Linked DNA regions of Homo sapiens: region 2 is linked to region 1. Evidence: read pairs that join two places in POLR2A ChIA-PET (ENCODE). Cell type or tissue: OCI-LY7. All regions are shown on one strand. Each heading gives the region's core, and the rest is flanking DNA. Links, peaks and the distances in the headings are about the cores only.

Region 1 (9,871 bases), core at 2,957-7,956:
CATTCTTTTTTTAAAAACCAGTTTTATTGCATTGTAATTTATATACAACAAATTGATCCATTTTAAGTGTACAATCCTATGAGTTTTGACAAGTGTATTCAGTTGTGTAATTACCACCACAATTAAGATACAAAACCTTCCTATCTCTCCCAAAATCCTCCTATCCCTTTGCAGGAAGTCTTCTCCCACCTCCCCCAGCCCGTAACTTAAATTTCTCTTGTTTGATATCAGTACAGATGTTCCTTGACTTAGGATGGGACTACGTTCCGAAAAACCCATCATAAGTAGAAAGTAATGTTAGTCGAAAATGCATTTAATACCCTGATAAACCCATCGTAAAGTCAAAGAATCCTAAGTTAAACCATTGTTAAGTCGGGGATTGTCTGTATATAGCCTCTGGTTTTTAAAATAATATTTAATATTTGCCTGGTATCTCTTTCCATGTCTTTATTTTAAAACTTTATCACTTTAAGTGTGTTTCTCTTAAGTAATGTGTGCCTAAATTTGATTTATAACAAAATCTGACAGTCTTTTAATGGTAGATTTCAGTCCGCTTTTATTTACTGTAATGAGTGATGTATTTGATTTTCTTATTTCCATCTTACTTGTTTTAAAGTTTTTTTATATTGTTGTTAACTCTTCTTTTTTTTAATCTTTGCTAGATTAAATAAATTACTACTCATTCAATTTTTCTCCTCATTAATTTGGAGTTTGTCATTCTATTAATAGTTACCATCCCTGTCCCTGCTCTCAGATAGATACACATGACTTTTCTAGTGTATGAAAACAACAGCTACTATTTCCAGAATACTTTAATTACCTTCTATTTCCTCCCCATCCCAATAAAATGTAATCTTTTTTATTTTTGAGACAGAGTCTCACTCTTGTTCCCCAGGCTGGAGTACAGTGGCACGATCTTGGCTCACTGCAACTTCCACCTCCTGGGTTCAAGCGATTCTCCTGCCTCAGCCTCCCAAGTAGCTGGGATTACAGGAGCCCGCCACCAGGCCCAGCTAATTTTTGTATTTTTAGTAGAGACAGGGTTTCGCCATGTTGGCCAGGCTGGTTTTGAACTCCTGACCTCAGGTGATCCGCCCACCTCGGCCTCCGAAAGTGCTGGGATTACAGGCGTGAGCCACCGCGGCTGGCCAAAATGTGACCTTTAGATTACTTTCACTTCCCTTCCTTTCTCCCATTTTTCCTCCCCACCTCTCCCTGCCTTAGACTTCTGGAACACTTTTACCTTCCCCTTATCCCCACCGCCTGACTCCACAGTTTTAATGAGATAATTTAGTCCTTATTAGAATTTCCCTTATAGTGTGTTCCATCTGTTTCAAGAGTCCTTATTTAGCATATATGTTACACCTCATAAACAGACATGGTTCGTTGCTCCCCACTGGTTTCTTGCTTCTTCTCTTCCCCTGTCTTGAAGTCTGTGTTAGGATTCATTTGTTGTTTATTAGAGTCTCTTCTCAAAAGTATTTCTCAGATGAGGTACTCAGTGATTTTTGCAAATCTTTTTTTCTTCCTTGGCTGGGTATAGGTTGCAGGCCTTTTCTTTCATTAGCCCACATTCCATCTGGGGGTCTTTTAACTTTCAGGGTTGCAGATGAGAAAAAATAACTTGCTTTCTGCCTTAAAGTATGTAAGATTTCCTATATTCTTAGAGTTTTGGAATTTTTGCCTATATGTAGCTGAGTGTGTGTCTTTTCGTTTCAATTGGAGCTGGAATCATTCTTTCTTCAGCTTAGAGAAATTTCATCTATTATTTAATTATGATCTCTCCTCTCTTGTTCCTTTTTCTCCTGGAACCCACAGCATTTGCAGGTTAAGTCTACTCTATCTGTTCCAGGCTTCTACCTTCTACCACATATTTGCAATTCTATATTTTTGTGCTAGATTTTGAGACTTTTTTTCTATTTAATTTTCTAGACCTATTTTGGGGTTTCAGCAATGACTGTCCTCTCCTTTGATTTATCAATGGAAATTTTTAGTTCTGAGATCACATTTTCTAGTTCAAGGAAATCTTTTGTGTTTGAGCTTCACACATATCTCTTCCAGGCTCTCATTTTTTCTGTCAGGGATTCAGCTGTCTCTGCCAGCAGGTTCCTCTGCCCTCTGGTTTTTCTGCATTCTCCCAGCCTCAAGGGCTGAGAAATTAAATCCACCATTAGTTTTGCTGGTAGTTAAGACCCAGAAGAGTCATGATTGTCCTTGGGAAGCAGGCTGTCTCTGAGACTTGCTTTCTTCCTGAAAGTCCTTGCTTTTGGCTCTGAGGCTGTTTTCCAGAACTTGTCTATAAGGAATTCTCTCTGCTTGGAGCCCAGAGGAGCCCACTTAAAGTTTGTCACCTATAGCTGGAGTTGTCAGAGGGGGTGTGGAATGGAGAACCTCACTAGAGTTTCCTAGAATTCTCTTGCTCTAAGAGGTCTAAGTATCACTATTAACAAATAAAAAGTCACCAAAACACTTAAAGCCAGGAAGTGTTGAAAGTAGTTACCTCTGGGAACTATGACTGGGAGTAGGAATTGGAATTGGGGGAGAGAGGTTTTTACTTTTATTTTTTCCCCTATGCTAGGATTTCTCACCCTCAGCACTATAAATTTTGGGTGAGAAATTCCTTATTGTGAGTAGCTGACCTGAGTTTTGTAGGTTGTTTAACAGCATCCTTGACCTCTTTCCACTACCACCCCCTCCCCAGTTGTGAAAACCAAAAATGTTTCCAGACATGCCCTAAATGTTTCCTGCAGGGGGTGGGGGCAAAGTCACCCCTGGTTGAGAACCACTGTTGTGTAGCCTTTGGTTCTATTTGACTTTTTTTTTAACCACGTGCACATTATTTCTATAATTAAACATTTAACTGAGGTCACAAGACCGAAGAGGAAATATGAAGCTGTTATAAGGAACCAGAACAACTAAGTAGAGAATATACAGTAAAGGATAGGGAAGCAAGTTAGCAAAGTGGGAAGAAATGGAATATAAATAAAAGAAGTAGAAATGAAGAAATGAGAATCACTTAAATCTGTTCCCTCCTTGTAACAAAACCAAGCTGGAAGTTTAAACCCATCTTTGAGAGACTGCAGAGCAGGGCCAAAGATGGAGAGACCCTGGCCACATCGCTTCCAAAGACCCTCTTCACCTATAAGTAATTTCTTAAGAACTTTCTGGCCGGGCGCAGTGCCTCACGCCTGTAATCCCAGTACTTTGGGAGGCCTAGGCGGGTGGATCACGAGGTCAGAAATGAAGAGAGTATCTGAGTCTTGGAACTAGAGGAGCAGGATCCTGAAGTCCCACATAGTCCTGTCACTGAGGTCCCTGTCAGGCCTCTGAGCCCAAGAAAAGCCATTATATCCCCTGTGACCTGCACGGATACATCCAGATGGCCTGAAGCAACTGAAGATCCACAAAAGAAGTTAAAATAGCCAGTTCCTGCCTTAACTGATAACATTCCACCATTGTGATTTGTTTCTGCCCCACCCTAACTGATCAATTGACTTTGTGACAATACACCCTCCCCACCCTTGCGATAAGTACTTTGTGATATTCCCCCACCCTTGTGAATGTACTTTGTACGATACACCCTCCCCACCCTTAAGAAGGTACTTTGTAATATTCTCCCCACGCTTGAGAACGTACTTTGTAAGAAGATCTACCCCCTGCCCGCAAAAAATTGCTCCTAACTCTATCGCCTATCCCAAAACTATAAAAACTAATGATAATCCCATCACCCTTTGCTGACTCTCTATTCGGACTCAGCCCGCCTGCACCCAGGTGAAATAAACAGCCTTATTGCTCACACAAAGCCTGTTTGGTGGTCTCTTCACACAGACGTGCATGGCATTTGGTGCTGAAGACCCGGGACAGGAGGACTCCTTCGGGAGGCGGGTCCCCTGTCCTCGCCCTAACTCTGTGAGGAGATCCACCTACAACCTCGGGTCCTCAGACCAACCAGCCCAAGGAACATCTCACCAATTTCAAATTGGGTAAGCGGTCTTTTCACTCTCTTCTCCAGCCTCTCTTGCTACCCTTCAATCTCCCTCTCTTGCTACCCTTCAATCTCCCTGTCCTTCCAATTCCAGTTCTTTTTCCTCTCTAGTAGAGACAAAGGAGACACATTTTATCTGTGGACCCAAAACTCCGGCGCTGGTCATGGACTCAGGAAGACAGCCTTCCCTTGGTGTCTAATCACTGCGGGGATGCCTGCCTGATTATTCACCCACATTTCATTGGTGTCTGATCACCACGGGGATGCCTGCCTTGGTCATTCACCCACATTCCCTTGGTGGCAAGTCAATTGTGGGGACGCCTGCTTTGGCTGCTCACCCACATTGCAGCCCAGGGCTGCTCATCACCCCCTGCTCCGTGTCTCTACCTTTCTCTTTAAACTTACCTCCTTCACTATGGGCAACCTTCCACCCTCGATTCCCCCATCTTTTCCCTTAGCCTGTGTTCTTGAAAACCCCTTCAACTCACACCTGACCTAAAACCTAAATGCCTTATTTTCTTCTGCAATACCACTTGGCCCCAATACAAACTCGAAAATAGTTCCAAGTGGCCAGAGAACGGCACTGTCAATTTGTCTATCCTACAAGACCTAGATAATTTTTGTCGAAAAATGGGCAAATGGTCGGAGGTGCCGTACATCCGGGCGTCTTTCACACTTCATTCTCTCCCTAGTCTCTGTTCCCAATGCGACTTGTCCCAAATCCTCCTTCTTTCCCTCCCACCTGTCCCTTCAGTCCCAACCCCAAGTGTTGCTGGGTCTTTTGAATCTTCCTTTTCTACCGACCCATCTGACCTCTCCCCTCCTCCCCAGACTGCTCCTCCTCAGGTCGCTCCCCACCAGGCTGAATCAGGCTCCAGCTCCTCTTCAGCCTCCGCTCCCCCACCCTATAACCCTTCTATCACCTCCCCTCCTCACACCCAGTCTGGCTTACAGTTTTGTTCTGCGACTAGCTCTCCCCCACCTGCCCAACAATTTCCTCTTAGAGAAGTGGCTGGAGCTGAAGGCATAGTCTGGGTACATGCGCCTTTTTCTGTATCAGACTTTTCCCAAATCAGCCAGTGTTTGGGCTCTTTCTCATCAGACCCCGCTAAATATATACAGGAATTCCGATATCTAACTCTGTCCTGCAAGTTAACCTGCAGTGACTTAAATGTCATCCTGACTTCCACCCTCTCCCCAGATGAACAGGAAAGAGTTTTTTCTCTAGCCCAGTCTCACGCTGACAACCGCTGGCTTCATGAGCCAGGCCTCCAGGAAGGCATCAGAGCAGTTCCCCGAGAGGACCCCCAAAGGAACTATCAGGCAGATTCCCCAGGTATAGCTAGGCGAGATTACATGATTTCCTGCCTAGTTGAAGGGCTTAAAAAGGCAGCACACAAAGCTGTTAATTCTGACAAGCTAAAGGAAACTACCCAAGGTAAAGGCGAAAACCCAGCCCAGTTCCTGGCCCGCTTGGCAGCAACCCTTAGACGCTTTACCGCCCTAGACCCAGAGGGGCCGGAAGGCCGCCTTATTCTTTTTTTTTTTTTTTAGATGTATTTTACTTTTATTTTTTTAATCTTTGGGCACAAAGATTTGACACATTATTTCAAAAGAATACAACTACTCATCCAGTAGGAATAAATTCAACAAACATTAATTGATGAGCAAAGTACTGGCTTTAAAAAAATAAACTAAGTAAATTTTTTTTCCCTTGGGTAATAAAATAATAATAAAAGAAGAGACATTGGGTTAAGCACCCTTAGGGCAAAATAAAAATGCAATTGGTTTCTCAAAAACTTGCTTTTGACATCTCAAAAAAAGTCATGCTAGGGAAATGAGCTAAGAAAGCACATTGTTATTTGTACGTGGTAGTGTGACATCCTTGCCATGTTGAAGGTAAGACCATCTAAAGGTCAAGACAGTACACAGAGACTATAAAAACAAAATTGAAATAAAAAGCAGGATAATAAAATGAAAGGAAAAGTAGAAACTGCCAGAAAGAAGCAGAAGCAGCACAACTGTCAAGGAGACAGTGTAAATTCAGATGCCATCAAGCTTTACCACAAAGAGATAAAGGAAAAGGCCAATTTTGATGACAAATGACAAAGTGTAACATCCAAAGAGAAATGGAGAAAAAAGAGGTCATCTGTCCTCCTGTGAACATTTGAATAGTTCTCAGATACACTTAGTTTGAGCAGAATTATGTGATTACTGAGTTCTTCCCTCTCTGCTTGGCAAAAATGATGGAAGTCTTGTCTCCAATTTTAACCCTATTTGCCTTTTTGCAACAATATGGCAGGTTGTTTACATGCTGGCTGGGGAAAGGGAAACTAAGAGTAAAAACCAACCAGTTGTTACTTTGCAAAATGGAAATGTAACTCTGAGGATTAAGCAATCTTGACTGCTAACAAAATTAATTCCTGAACACCATGAAAAAGGAAAAAATACATAGAAATTGATATTTTAAACGTTAAATATTCAGCAGTTTCTCTTATTTGGCAAAATCTTTTTGAAGCAAAGCTGATCTCATTTTGGTTTAGATCACATCAAAGAATTTCCACCAAAAATGACTGAATTATTGCTATTTACTAAAATGGTTTTCATTCTGTGACATTTTTCTGTTTCAACCAAAATTGGTGTACTAAAAGCCATTTCTGGCACTGACCATCTACAGTTAGTGCAGACTCCATAAGTTAAGGGCTTAATCCTTCACAAATCTTCTCTTCAGATTCCAGCTGTACTTTGGGGGTCCCCAGGTCACCCACACTTCTGAACAACTAGCTATAAATTTGGTGATTCCCATGACCCTGTTAGTGTTACCGTGGGTCTTTGCTCACAGAGCTCCCAAGATGGTGGTGAGCCGCTTCCAAGATGGTGGCAAGCCTTGTGTTCTCTGACTTGGGGTTCTTGGCCTCACGGATTCCAAGGAATGGAATCTTGGGCCATGCGATGAGTGTTATAGCTCTATTAGAAGCCGTGGGTCACGGAAGAGAACTGTGGAACCCAGTGACTAGTGTTCAGCTCGATTAGGACGAACCCAGGCACTTAGCCGTGCAAGAACAATGGGAAGCCTTTAGCACGATCGGGAGTGGCAATGGGAGTCTCACTGGGTCAGGAGCACAGCAGACACCCTGCCGGATCTGGAGGGATGGGAGTCAGCAGCAGGATGGGAGTCAGCGGCAGGTCTGCGACAGTGGCAAACAGCAGTGGTGGACGGGGAGCGAAAGCTCAGCTCGAGCCGTAACAAACATGGACCAGAAGAGTGCAGTTGCAAGATTTAATAGAGTGAAAACAGAGCTCCCATACAAAGGGAGGGGACCCAAAGGGGGTTGCCATTGCCGGCTTGAATGCCCGGGTTTATATCCCGATCCTTGTCCCTCCTGCTGTGCTCTCAGGCAAAAGGTGATTGGCTATTTCTTTACCTCCTGTTTTTGCCTAATTAGCATTTTAGTGAGCTCTCTGATTGGTTGGGTGTGAGCTAAGTGGCAAGCCCCATGTTTAAAGGTGGATGCAGTCACCTTCCCAGCTACGCTTAGGGATTCTTAGTCGGCCTAGGAAATCCAGCTAGTCTTGTCTCTCAGTGCCCCCTCTCAACAGGAAAACCCAAGTGCTGTTGGGGAGGTTGGCTGATGACCGCTGTAACTGCTTCCTGCTGAATTGGGGCATAGTAGGGGTTGCACAGTTGAGATTTCCTCGGGGGGGGTGCCTTCGATGTCATTAACATCGGAGCATGGGCTAGCAGGCTGGTCCAGGGGTCTGTGGTGGATCTTAGTCATGGACTGCATCTGGGGCTCCATTTGAAGAACCATTTGTAGTTTTACAGTTTCAATTCTGGAAGAGACAAACTTAACAAGGAGGTTAAAGATACAGGGATTGAAATGTATGGCCTGCAGTGCAGGGAATTACTTCTTTGGCACACTTTACAGGCCCTGACTATCTGCTTGATAGTTTTGAAAGACCTGGTCCAGTAAATAATAATTTGGCCATCTGATGGGTGCTATCAATGCCTAAGTGAAAGATTTGGTGAAGGGTTTAAAGTAATTTCCATTGGTTAGCTGCAGGCATAAGTATTTTTCCTTCTTCGGTGGCTAGCCATCTTGAGGAGAGGAAACTATGTCTTCTTGAGGTTCCTCATTCTATTTCTTCTTCTGAGTACTGGGGCTTGGTTTCCTGGAGGGGATTACCTCATACTAGGGGTCCTTCTATAAGCATTTCTAATGGAGGGTCCTGCCTTGTGGCTCTTTTGGCTTCAATATCTGCTTGGCGGTTCCCTTCTATTTCCCTTTCCTTTCCTTTGTGGTGACCCCGGCAGTGTAAGACTGTCACCTCTTTAGGTTTCTGTACAGCCAATAGTAATCTCCTAATGGCTTCCAGATGTTTGATAGGTGTTTCCTTGGAAGTTAGGAATTCCCTTTCTCTCCATACTGCTGCATGGGCATGGAGGACTAGGTGAGCATACTTAGAGTCTGTATATATATTTACCCTTTTCCCTTCTCCTAATTCTAGTTCCCGAGTGAGGGCTATTAGTTCTGCCAGCTGAGCACTAGTTCCTGGAGTGAGGGGATTACTTTCAAGTATTCCATTATCACTAACCACTGCATACCCTGCTTTTCAAAGCCCTTTTTCTACAAAGGAACTTCCATCAGTATACAAGTTGAGGTCGGGATCAGTCACGGGAACCTCTAAAAGGTCCCCTCTAGCGGCACTGGTTTGAGCAATTACTTGTTGACAGTTATGTTCTATCTTTTCTTCATTGTCTGGAAGAAATGTGGCTGGGTTAAGAGTTGCACAAGTGCACAGTCGCAGCACTGGCCCTTCAAGTAATACAGCTTGATATTTAAGTAAATGGTTGTCTGACAGCCACAAGTCTCCTTTAGCAGTGAGTATGCTGTTTACATCATGAGATGGCCACACAGTAAGATCACCTGTATTATTTTAACTGCTTCAGATACTAAGACTGCTACTGCTGCCACTATCCGTAAACAATGGGGCCAACCCTTTACCACTCCATCAATTTCCTTACTCAGGTATGCCACGTGTTGCAAGCTCATCCCTCGGACCTGTGTAAGGACTCCTAGAGCTATTCCTGTTTCTTCTGTGACATATAAAGAAAAGTCTTGCCCCATTGGCAAGCTTAACACTGGGGCTTGGGTTAGGGCCTTCTTTAGGGCCTGGAAAGCCGCTTCTGCTTCAGGTGTCCATCTTACTAAATGGGTATTGGCTTTCTGAGTTTCCTTAATTAGTGTATATAATGGCCTGGCTATTTCGCTGTACCTGGGAATCCATATTCGGCAGAAGCCTGTTATGCCAAGGAACCCTCTTAGTTGCTTTTGGGTTGCCGCCTTATTCTTAATATGCATTTTATCACCCAATCTGCTCCTGATATTAGGAAAAAACTCCAACAATTGGATTCCGGCCCTCAAACCCCACAACAGGACTTAATTAACCTTGCCTTCAAGGTGTACAATAATAGAGAAGAGGCAGCCAAGTGACAAGGCATCTCTGAGTTACAGCTACTCGCCTCTGCTGTAAGACAACCCACAACCACGTCTCCAGCACACAAAAACTTCAGAACATCCAAGCCACAGTTCCCAGGGGCTCCTTCAAAACCTCCTCGTGGACCTGGCTTCAAATGCCAAAAGCCTGGCCACTGGGCCTGAGAATGCCCACAGCTCGGGATTCCTCCTAGGCCGTGCCCTGTCTGTGTGGGCCCCCACTGGAGGTTGGACTGTCCGACTCACATCGCCACCATTCCTAAAGCTCCTGGAGCTCAAACCCAACGTTCCTTGGCTGACTCCTTCCCACATCTGCTCGGCTTAGCAGCTGAAGACCGACACTGCCCAATCGCCTTGGAAGCCCCCTGGACCATCACAGACGCGCGTG
Region 2 (9,871 bases), core at 2,172-7,171, 56 kb before region 1:
ATCTTGGTTCTGGGAGGTGGGCTAGATACAATTGTTAAAAGTAAAAAGGTTAAGTATATATGAATGGAATACATGCTTAAATAGTGAGCTTAATGTGAGGTTTAAAATCCTAAAATGGTGGAATGGTTCTCATCCATTGAATGCCAATGTCTGATGGGCATTTCAGAATTTCTTTTTAACTTTTGTGGGTACATAGTAGGTGTATATATTTCTGGGGTACAGGAGATGTTTTGATACAGGCATGCAATGTGAAATAAGCACAACATGGAGAATGGGGTCCCCATCCCCTCGAGCATCCTTTGAGCTACAAACAATCCAATTACACTCTTTATTTTAAAATATACAATTAAATTATTGACTATAGTCACCCCATTGTGCTATCAAATAATGGGCCTAATTCATTCTATTTTTGTACCCATTCACCATCCCCACCCTCCCCCAGCAATTCCCCACTACCCTTCTGATATGGTTTGACTCTGTGTCCCCACCCAAATCTCAGGTTGAATTGTAATTTCCAGTATTGGGGGAGGGACCTGATGGGAGGTGACTGAATCATGAAGGCGGATTTCCCCCATGCTGTTCTCATCATAGTGACTCAGTTCTCACAAGATCTGGTGGTTTAAAAGTGTGTAGCACTTCCCCACTTTGCTAACTCACTCTCATACCACCATTGTAAGATGTGTCTTGCTTCCCCTTTGCCTTCCACCATGATTGTAAGTTTACTGAGGGCTCCCTAGCCATGTGGAACTGTGAGTCAATTAAATCTCTTTTCTTTATAAATTACCCAGTCTCAGGTAGTTTCTTTATAGCATTGTGAAAACAGACCACAGAAAATTGGTACCAAGAGTAGGGTAAAGATACCTGAAAATGTGGAAGTGACTTTAGAACTGGGTAATGGGCAGAGTTTGGAACAGTTTAGAGGGCTCAGAAGAAGACAGGGAGGTGTGGGAAAAGTTTGGAACTTCCTAGAGATTTGTTGAATGGTTTTGACCAAAATGCTGATAGTGATATGGACGGTGAAATCTGAGATGGTAATCTCAGATGGAGATGATCAGATGGAGATGAGGAATTTATTGGGAACTGGAGCAAAGGTCACTCTTGCTATGCTTTAGCAAAGAGACAGGTGGCATTGTGCCTCTGCTCTAAGGAATCTGTGGAACTCTGAACTTGAGAGAGATGATTTAGGATATCTGGTGGAAGAAATTTCTAAGAAAGAAAGTGTTCAAGATGTGACCTGGCTGCTCCTAACAGTGTACAGTCATATGTGTTCACAAAGAGATGGTCTGAAATTGGAACTTATGTTTAAAAGAGAAGCAGAGCATAAAAGTTTAGAAAATTTGCAGCCTGATTATGTGGTAGAAAAGAAAAACCCATTTTCTTGGGAGAAATTCAAGCTGCTGGCTGCAGAAATTTGCATAAGTAGAGAAGAGCCAAATGTTAATCACTAAGACAATGGGGAAAATGCCTCCAGGACATTTCTGAGATGTTCACAGCAGCCTCTCTCATCACAGGCCCAGAGGCCTAGAGAGAAAAATGGTTTCATGGGCTGGGCCTAGGGCCCCACTGCTCAGTGCGGCCTCAGGACATGGTACCCTGCCACTTCAGTTCCAGCCATGGCTCAAAGGGGCCAAGGTACAGCTCAGGCTGTGGCCTCAGAGGGTGCAAGCCCCAAGCCTTGGTGGCTTCCATGTGGTGTTGCACCTGTGGGTGCACAGAAGGCAAGAGTTTGAAAGCCACCACCTAGTTTTCAGAGGATGTATGGAAATGCTTGGATGTCCAGGCAGAATTCTGCTGCAGTGGAGGGCACTCATGGAGAATCACTACTAGGGCAATGTGGAGAGGAAATGTGAAGTTGGAGCACCCCCCCCCACAAGAGTCCCCACTGGGGCACTGCCTAGCGGAGCTGTGAGAAGAGGGCCACTGTCCCCCAGACTCCAGAATGGTAGATCCACTGACAGCTTGCACCATGTGCCTGGAAAAGCCACAGGCACTCAATCCCAGCCCATGAAAGCCCCCCAAGGGGCCATACCATGCAGAGTCACAGGGGTGGAGCTGTCGAAGGCCTTGGGAGCCCACCTTTTGCATCAGTATGCCCTGGATGTGAGACATGGAGTCAAAGGAAATTATATGGGGGCTTTAAGATTTAATGATTGCTCTGCTGGGTTTTGGACTTGCATGGGGCCTGTAGCCCCTTTGTGTTTTTGTTGTTGTTGTTGTTATTTTTGGTTTTTTTTTGAGATGAAGTCTCACTCTGTCACCCAGGCTGGAGTCCAATGGCATCATCTCGGGTCACTGCCACCTCTATCCCCCAGGTTCAAGCGATCTTCCTGCCTGAGCCTCCCCAGTAGCTAGGAATACAGGTGTGTGCCACCACTCCTGGCTAATTTTCATATTTTTAGTAGAAACATGGTTTTACCATGTTGGCCAGGCTGGTCTCAAACTCCTGACTCAAGTGATCTACCCACCTTGGCCTCCAAAAGTGCTAGGATTATAGGCGTAAGCCACTGTACTCGGCTGTTTTGGCCAATTTCTACCATTTGGAATAAGAGCATTTACCCAATGCCTATACCCCCACTGTATCTTGGAACTACCTTGTTTATTTTACAGGATCATAGGCAGAACAGACTTGCCTTGTCTCAGATGAGACTTTGGACTTGAACTTTTGGGTTAATGCTGGAATGAGTTAGGACTCTGGGGGACTATTGAGAAGGCATGATTGTGTTTCAAAATGTGAGAAGGACATGAGATTTGGGAGGGGCCAGGGCGGAATACTATGGTTTGGCTCTGTATCTCCACCCAAATCTCATATTGAATTATAATTTCCAATGTTGGGGGAGAAACACGGTTGAATCTTAGGGGCGGATTTCCCCCAGGCTGTTCTCACGATAGTGAGTTCTCATGAAATCTGATGATTTAAAAGTGTGTAGCACTTCCTCCCTCGCTCTCTCTCTCTCCTGCCATGTAAGATGTGCCTTACTTCCCCTTTGCCTTCTGCCATGATTGTAAGTTTCCTAAGGCTTCCCCAACCACGTGGAACTGTGAGTCAATTGAACTCTCTTCTTTACAATTACCCAGTCTCAGGTACTCTTTGTTTTGTTTTGTTTTGTTTTGGCAGAGTCTCACTCTGTTGCCCAGGCTAAAGTGCAGTGGTGCAATCTTGGCTCACTGTAACTCTTCTTCCCAGGTTCAAGTGATTCTTGTGCCTCAGCCACCTGAGTAGCTGGGATTACAGCCATGTGTTGGGAACTGGTCCCCAAATCTGGCCATAAACTGACCCCAAAACTGGCCATAAACAAAATCTCTGCAGCACTGTGACATGTTCGTGATGGCCATGATACCCACACTGAAGGTTGTGGATTTACTGGAATGAAGGCAAGGAACACCTAGCCCACACAGGGCAGAAAACTGCTTAAAGGTGTTCCTAAACCACAAGCAATAGCATGAGCGATCCGTGCCTTAAGGACATGTTGCTGCTGCAGATAACTAGCCAGAGCCCATTCCTTTGTTTCGGCCCATCCCTTTGTTTCCTGTAAGGAATACTTTTAGTTAATCTATAATCTATAGAAATAATGCTTATCACTGGCTTGCTGTCAATAAATATGTGGGTCAAACTCTGTTTGGGGCTCTCAGCTCTGCAGGCTGTTGAGTCCCCTGATTTCCCACTCCACACTACATATTTCTGTGTGTGTGTCTTTAATTCCTCCAGCACGGCTGGGTTAGGGTCTCCACGACGGAGCTGGTCTCAGCAAGTGGGGCTCGAACCCAGATCGAAGGGTTGCCGGAGCAATGGTTGGAGAATGTGGAACTAAGCTGGAGGACACCCAAGTACTCTTAAGCAATCCCTGTAGTGAGTAAGAAGGGGAGCTCAGAAGCATCAGGGTAACAATGGGACAAGTGTGGGCTCTGGTTCGTCCCACCTTGGAACCTTTTCACACTGATGATGAGGAGGAAGGAGAGTATAACAAAGTAACAGAAAAGGTAACAGAGCAGGTTTGTTTGCCAGCTAAAGCTAAAGAGGCAAAGGAGGAAGAGTTCATCCCTACCTTTCTGCACTCCCTCCTTATTTTGAAGAAAAAGAGCAGCCTGACCCTCCAGATCTTTCTTTTACGGAGGACACTGGGCGAAAAGTAGTTGCCCCAGTGACTGTTCGAGCAGCTCTTCGAGTGACTGCTGTCAGTTCTATTCAGGCAGGAATCCAGCAAGCTAGAAGAGAGGGTGATATAGGCCGGAACTGGTGGCTCACACCTGTAATCCCAGCACTTTGGGAGGCTGAGGTGGGCGGATCACGAGGTCAGGAGATCGAGACCATCCTGGCTAACACAGTGAAACCCCGTCTCTACTAAAAATACAAAAAAAATTAGCCGGGCATGGTGGCGGGCTCCTGTAGTCCCAGCTACTGGGGAGGCTGAGGCAGGAGAACGGCATGAACCTGGGAGGCAGAGCTTGCAGTGAGCAGAGATCGTGCCACTGCACTCCAGCCTGTGTGACAGAGTGAGACCCGTTTCAAAAAAAAAAAAAAAGAAAGAAAAGGAGAGGGTGATATAGAGGCTTGGCAGTTCCCTGTTAGGATATACCCCCCAGATCAACAGAGAAATATTATAGCTATATTTGAGGCTTTTCTCTTTAAATTACTTAAAGAGTTTAAACAGGCTATCAGTATGAACCAGGTATATGCCTGAAGTGTAAAAAAGGAAAACATTGGGCCAATCAGCATCATTCTAAATTTGATAAGGATGGAAACCCAATTTCGGGAAATGCCATGAGGGGCCCGTTCAGGGCCCGTCCCAGGCCCGTTCCAAACCGGGGCATTTCCGGCTCAGGCCATTCCCTCACCCCTATACAATGTCTGTCCCCTGCCACAGCCGGTAGTGCCGCAGTAGATTTATGCTGCACAAAAGCTGTGGAGCCTTCTGCCTGGGGAACCTCTGCAAAAAAGTTCCAACAGGGGTCTGTGGACCCTTGCCAGCTGGGACAATAGGATTACTTCTAGACAGGTCTAGTTTAAATTTAAAAGGAGTGCAAGTACAAACAGGAGTCACTGATTCACATTACAATGGGGAAATTCACGTTGTTATATCTACTTCTGTTCCCTGGAAAGCAGAGCCAGGACAGCATATAACACAACTCCTGATTGTGCCATATGTAGAAATGGGGAAAAGTGAAATTAAATGAACAGGAGGATTTGGAAGCACAAATAAACAAGGCAAAGCAGTTTATTGGGTGAATCAAATTACTGATAAACATCCTACCTGTGAAATAACTATTCAGGGAAAGAAATTTAAAGGTTTGGTAGATACAGGAGTGGACGTTTCAATCATTTATCTACAGCACTGGCCGTCCACGTGGCCAATTCAACCCGCTCAATTTAACATAGTTGGAGTTGGTAAAGCCCCTGAAGTATATTAAAGTAGTTATATTTTGCATTGTGAAGGGCCCAATGGACAACCTGGACTATTCAACCAATTATAACTTCTGTACCTATAAATTTATTACAACAATGGGGAGCACAAGTTCTAATTCCAGAACAATTATACAGCCCTCAAAGTCAACATATGATGCATAAAATGGGGTATGTTCCTGGTACGGGACTAGGAAAAAATTTGCAAAGTTCGAAGGAACCGCTTCAAGCGGAAAGACAAATTTCCCACCAAGGTTTAAGATTATTATTTTTGATGGCGGCCATTTTTAAGCCTCCAGAACCTATACCTTTAAAATGGTTAATGAATAAGCCAATTTGGATAGAACAATGGCCACTGAGTAAAGAGAAACTGGAGGCTTTAGAGGACTTAGTTACTGAACAATTAGAAAAAGAACACATAGCTCCAACATTTTCCCCTTGGAATTCTCCAGTTTTCATAATTAAGAAAAAATCAGGTAAATGGAGAATGTTAACTGACTTAAGGGCCATTAATTCAATTATACAACCTATGGGGACATTACAGCCAGGACTGCCTTCTCCTGCTATGATTCCAAAAAACTGGTCTTTAATAGTCATAGATTTAAAAGACTGTTTCTTTACTATCCCCTTAGCTAAGCAAGACTGAATGGTTTGCATTTACAATTCTTGCAGTAAACAACCTGCAGCCTGCTAAGCATTTTCATTAGAAAGTGTTGCCTCAAGGCATGTTGAACAGTCCAACAATTTGCCAGACTTATGTAAGACAAGCAATTGAACCGACTCGTAAAAAATTTCCACAGTGTTACATTACTCATTGTATAGAAGATATAATTTGTGCTGCCCCCACTCGAGAAATATTACTCCAATGTTATGATCACTTGCAAAACTTGATTTTTCCTGCCAGTTTAATTATAGCCCCTGACAAATTTCAGACTACTACTCCTTACTCCTACTTGGGGACCTTAGTAAATGACACTACAATTGTGCCACAGAAAGTAACCATACGTAGAGATCAATTGAAAACATTAAATGACTTTCAAAAATGACTAAAGACCATTAATTGGACACAACCTGCTCTAGGCATTCCTACCTATGCCATGAGTAATCTATTTTCTATCCTTAGAGGAGATCTTAGTCTCACTAGCCCTCAACAATTAACAAAGGAGGCTGAGGCAGAGTTACAGCTGATTAAAAAGCAAGTCCATAAGGCCTACCCGGAAAAATCTCACTGCCTCTCCCCAGACTATTACTTGTTAGATGGAACTCTCCCCCACTTAATGGGTTCCACCTGAACCCCCTCACTGCTATTATGTGGACCTGGAAAGTTGGGTATCTATACTTCTAGTGCACTAATGATTCTATCTTTGGCACCCAGTGTTGTGTTAATGACACAAAAGCCAAGTTTCCTGCAATGCTCTGATCCAGCCTTAGTTGCCAAGTTCCCAATGCCACAGCAAAGTAAATGGGATAGAACTTGTAAGCAATGAGACCATCTATGGTTCCTTCCCCTGGATCAGAACATACAGGAGAAAAAAAAAAAGGAACACATGGGAGAAAAACAACTATTTAGTCTGGGAAGGTGGGAGTACCTCCTCCCCTTTTGGAAAACAAAGATTGTTCAACCACCCCAATTAGAACAGGGAAAAATATCTCTATAGACACAACTTGGCAGCAAAGGGTAGGCATCGCACCCCGTAGGGACCCTGTTTGTGCTCCAACTGGGCTTGTTTTTGTTTGTGGCCATGAGTGGGAAGAAGTCATGCCCTGTAACCACTCCTGACTCCCTGGGGAGTCACCTGTTCTTTTAAGAATAGCTTTCCCTTGTATATCAAAAACATGAAACAGAGGTGACTGTATGTTGGCCACCCTTTCCCCTCCAGGAGTCACACAGTCTATAACCCCGTAAGACCCAAGAACACCAGAAATAAATGAGCAATAGTGTTACTGGTTGAGGGTAGTTGTCCAGGTTCTTGGCGTTTTGAACAAATAATCAGACAAAACACACAAAGCAAGGCAGTAAAAGCAGAAACTTATTTTAAGTAAAAGCACACCCCATAGGGTAGGAGTGGGCTCAAGCAAGTGGCTCAAGAGCATCAGTTACAGAATTTTCTGGGGTTTAAATACCCTCTAGAGACCAGGCGTGGTGGCTCACACCTGTAATCTCAGCACTTTGGGAGGCCAAGGCGAGTGGATCACCTGAGGTCAGGAGTTCCAGACAAGCCTGACCAACATGGTAAAACCCCATCTCTACTAAAAATACAAAATTAGCTGGGTGTGGTGGTGCATGCCTGTAATCCCAGCTACTCGGGAGGCTGAGGCAGGAGAACTGCTTGAACCTGGGATGCAGAGGTTGCAGTGGGCCAAGATCACACCACTGAACTCCAGCCTGGGCAACAAGAGCAAACCTCCGTCTCAAAAACAAAATAACACAAAACAAAAAACTACAAGTTTGGAAAACATATTGGAGGGAATAATTGAGGAAAACTTCCCTGGCCTTGCTAGAGATCTAGACATCCAAATACAATAAGCTCAAGGAATACCTGGGAAATTCATCGCATGAAGACTATCACCTAGGCACATAGTCATCAGGTTATCTAAAGTCAAGACAAAGGAAAGAATCTTAAGAGCTGTGAGGCAATAGCATCAGGTAAACTATAAAGGAAAACCTATCAGATTAACAGCAGATTTCTCAGCAGAAACCCCTACAATCTAGAAGGGATTGGGGTCTTATTTTCAGTCTCCTTAAACAAAACAATTATCAGCCAAGAATTCTGTATCCAGCAAAACTAAGCTTCATAAATGAAGGAAAGATAGTCTCTTCCAGACAAACAAATGCTGAGAGAATTCGCCACTACCAAGCTAGCACTACAAGAACTGCTAAAAGGGTCTCTAAATCTTGAAACAAATCCTTAAAATACACCAAAATAGAATCTCCTTAAAGCATAAATCTCACAGGACCTATATGACAATAATACAATAAAAAAAGGTATTCAGGCAAAATGGCATGACGAATAGACTAGTACCTCATATCTCAATACTAACATTGAATGTAAATGGCCTAAATGCTCCACTTAAAAGATACGGAATGGCAGAATGCATAAGAATTAACCAACCAAATTTCTGCTGTCTTCAGGAGACTCACCTAGTACACAGGATTCACATAAACTTAAGGTAAAGGGGTGGAAAAAGATATGCCATGCAAATGGACACCAAAAGCAAGCAGGAATAGCTATTCTTATATCAGACAAAACAAACTTTAAAGCAACAGCCATTTAAAAAGACAAAGAGGAACATTATATAATGATAAAAGAACTAGTCCAACAGGAAAATATCACAATTCTAAATATATATGCACCTAACACTGGAGTTCCCAAATTTATAAAACATGGTCATCTCAATAGACACAGAAAAAGCATTTGACAAAATCCAGCATCCCTTTATGATTAAAACCCTCGGCAAAACTGGCACAGAAGGGACATACCTTAAGGTAATAAAAGCCATCTACAACAAACCCACAACCAACATTACACTGAATGGGGAAAAGTTGAAAGCGTTCCACCTTAGAACTAGAACAAGACAAGGATGCCCACTTTCACAACTTCTATTCAACATAGTTCTGGAAGTGCTAGCCAGAGCAATCAGAAAAGAGAAAGAAAGAAAAGGCATCCAAATTAGTAAAGAGGAAGTCAAAGTGTCTCTGTTACTGATGATATGATCGTATACCTAGAAAACCCTAAAGATTCATACAAAATTTGAATTCAGTGAAGTTTCAGGATACAAAATTGATGTACACAAATGAGTAGCTCTGCTATACACCAACAGTGACCAAGCTGAGAATAAAATAAAAAACTCAACCCCTTTCACAATAGCTGCAAAAAAAATAAAATATTTATAAATATACCTAACAAAGAAGGTGAAAGACCTCTACAAGGAAAACTACAAAACACTGCTGAAAGAAATCATAGATAACACAAAAACATGGAAACACATCCCATGCTCATGGATGGGTAGAATCAATATTGTGAAAATGACCATACTGCTAAATGCAATCTACAAATTCAATGCAATTCCCATCAAAACACCACCATCATTCTTCACAGAGCTAGAAAAAAAAAATCCTAAAATTCATACAGAACCAAAAAAGAGCCTGCATAGCCAAAGCAAGATTAAGCAAAAAAAAAAAAAAAAAAAAAAATCTGGAGATATCACATTACCTGACTTCAAAATATACTATAAGGCCATAGTCACCAAAACAGTATGATACTGGTATAAAAATAGGCACATATGGCCAGGCGTAGTAGCTCATGCTTCTAATCCCAGCACTTTGGGAGGCCAAGGCGGGTGGATCACCTGAGGTCAGGAGTTCAAGACCAGTCTGGCCAACATAGAGAAGCCCCCTCTCCACTAAAAATACAAAAAATTAGCCAGGTGTGGTGGCAGGTGCCTTTAATCCCAGCTACTTGGGTGGCTGAG

Evidence for each region. Peaks named below come from ENCODE experiments on the same cell type or tissue, not always from the same donor. Only the 100,000 strongest peaks of a DNase experiment are listed, where the experiment ranks them.
Region 2: POLR2A ChIA-PET joins it to region 1 with 7 read pairs; 4 of 35 experiments call an interaction of 5 or more read pairs at or near these places.

What each region holds. Positions count from the first base shown.
Region 1 is chr9:35,633,503-35,643,373 of GRCh38, forward strand. It overlaps a transcript of CD72 not described here. Among named protein-coding and RNA genes, the nearest start is that of SIT1, 12 kb to the right of the region's middle. In OCI-LY7, for the core only: no CTCF peak of the experiment used is centred there; a DNase peak (open chromatin) is centred at 5,429; H3K4me3 peaks cover 472 bases; H3K27ac peaks cover 3,555 bases.
Region 2 is chr9:35,578,736-35,588,606 of GRCh38, forward strand. No RefSeq gene overlaps it. Among named protein-coding and RNA genes, the nearest start is that of CIMIP2B, 20 kb to the left of the region's middle. In OCI-LY7, for the core only: no CTCF peak of the experiment used is centred there; no DNase peak of the experiment used is centred there.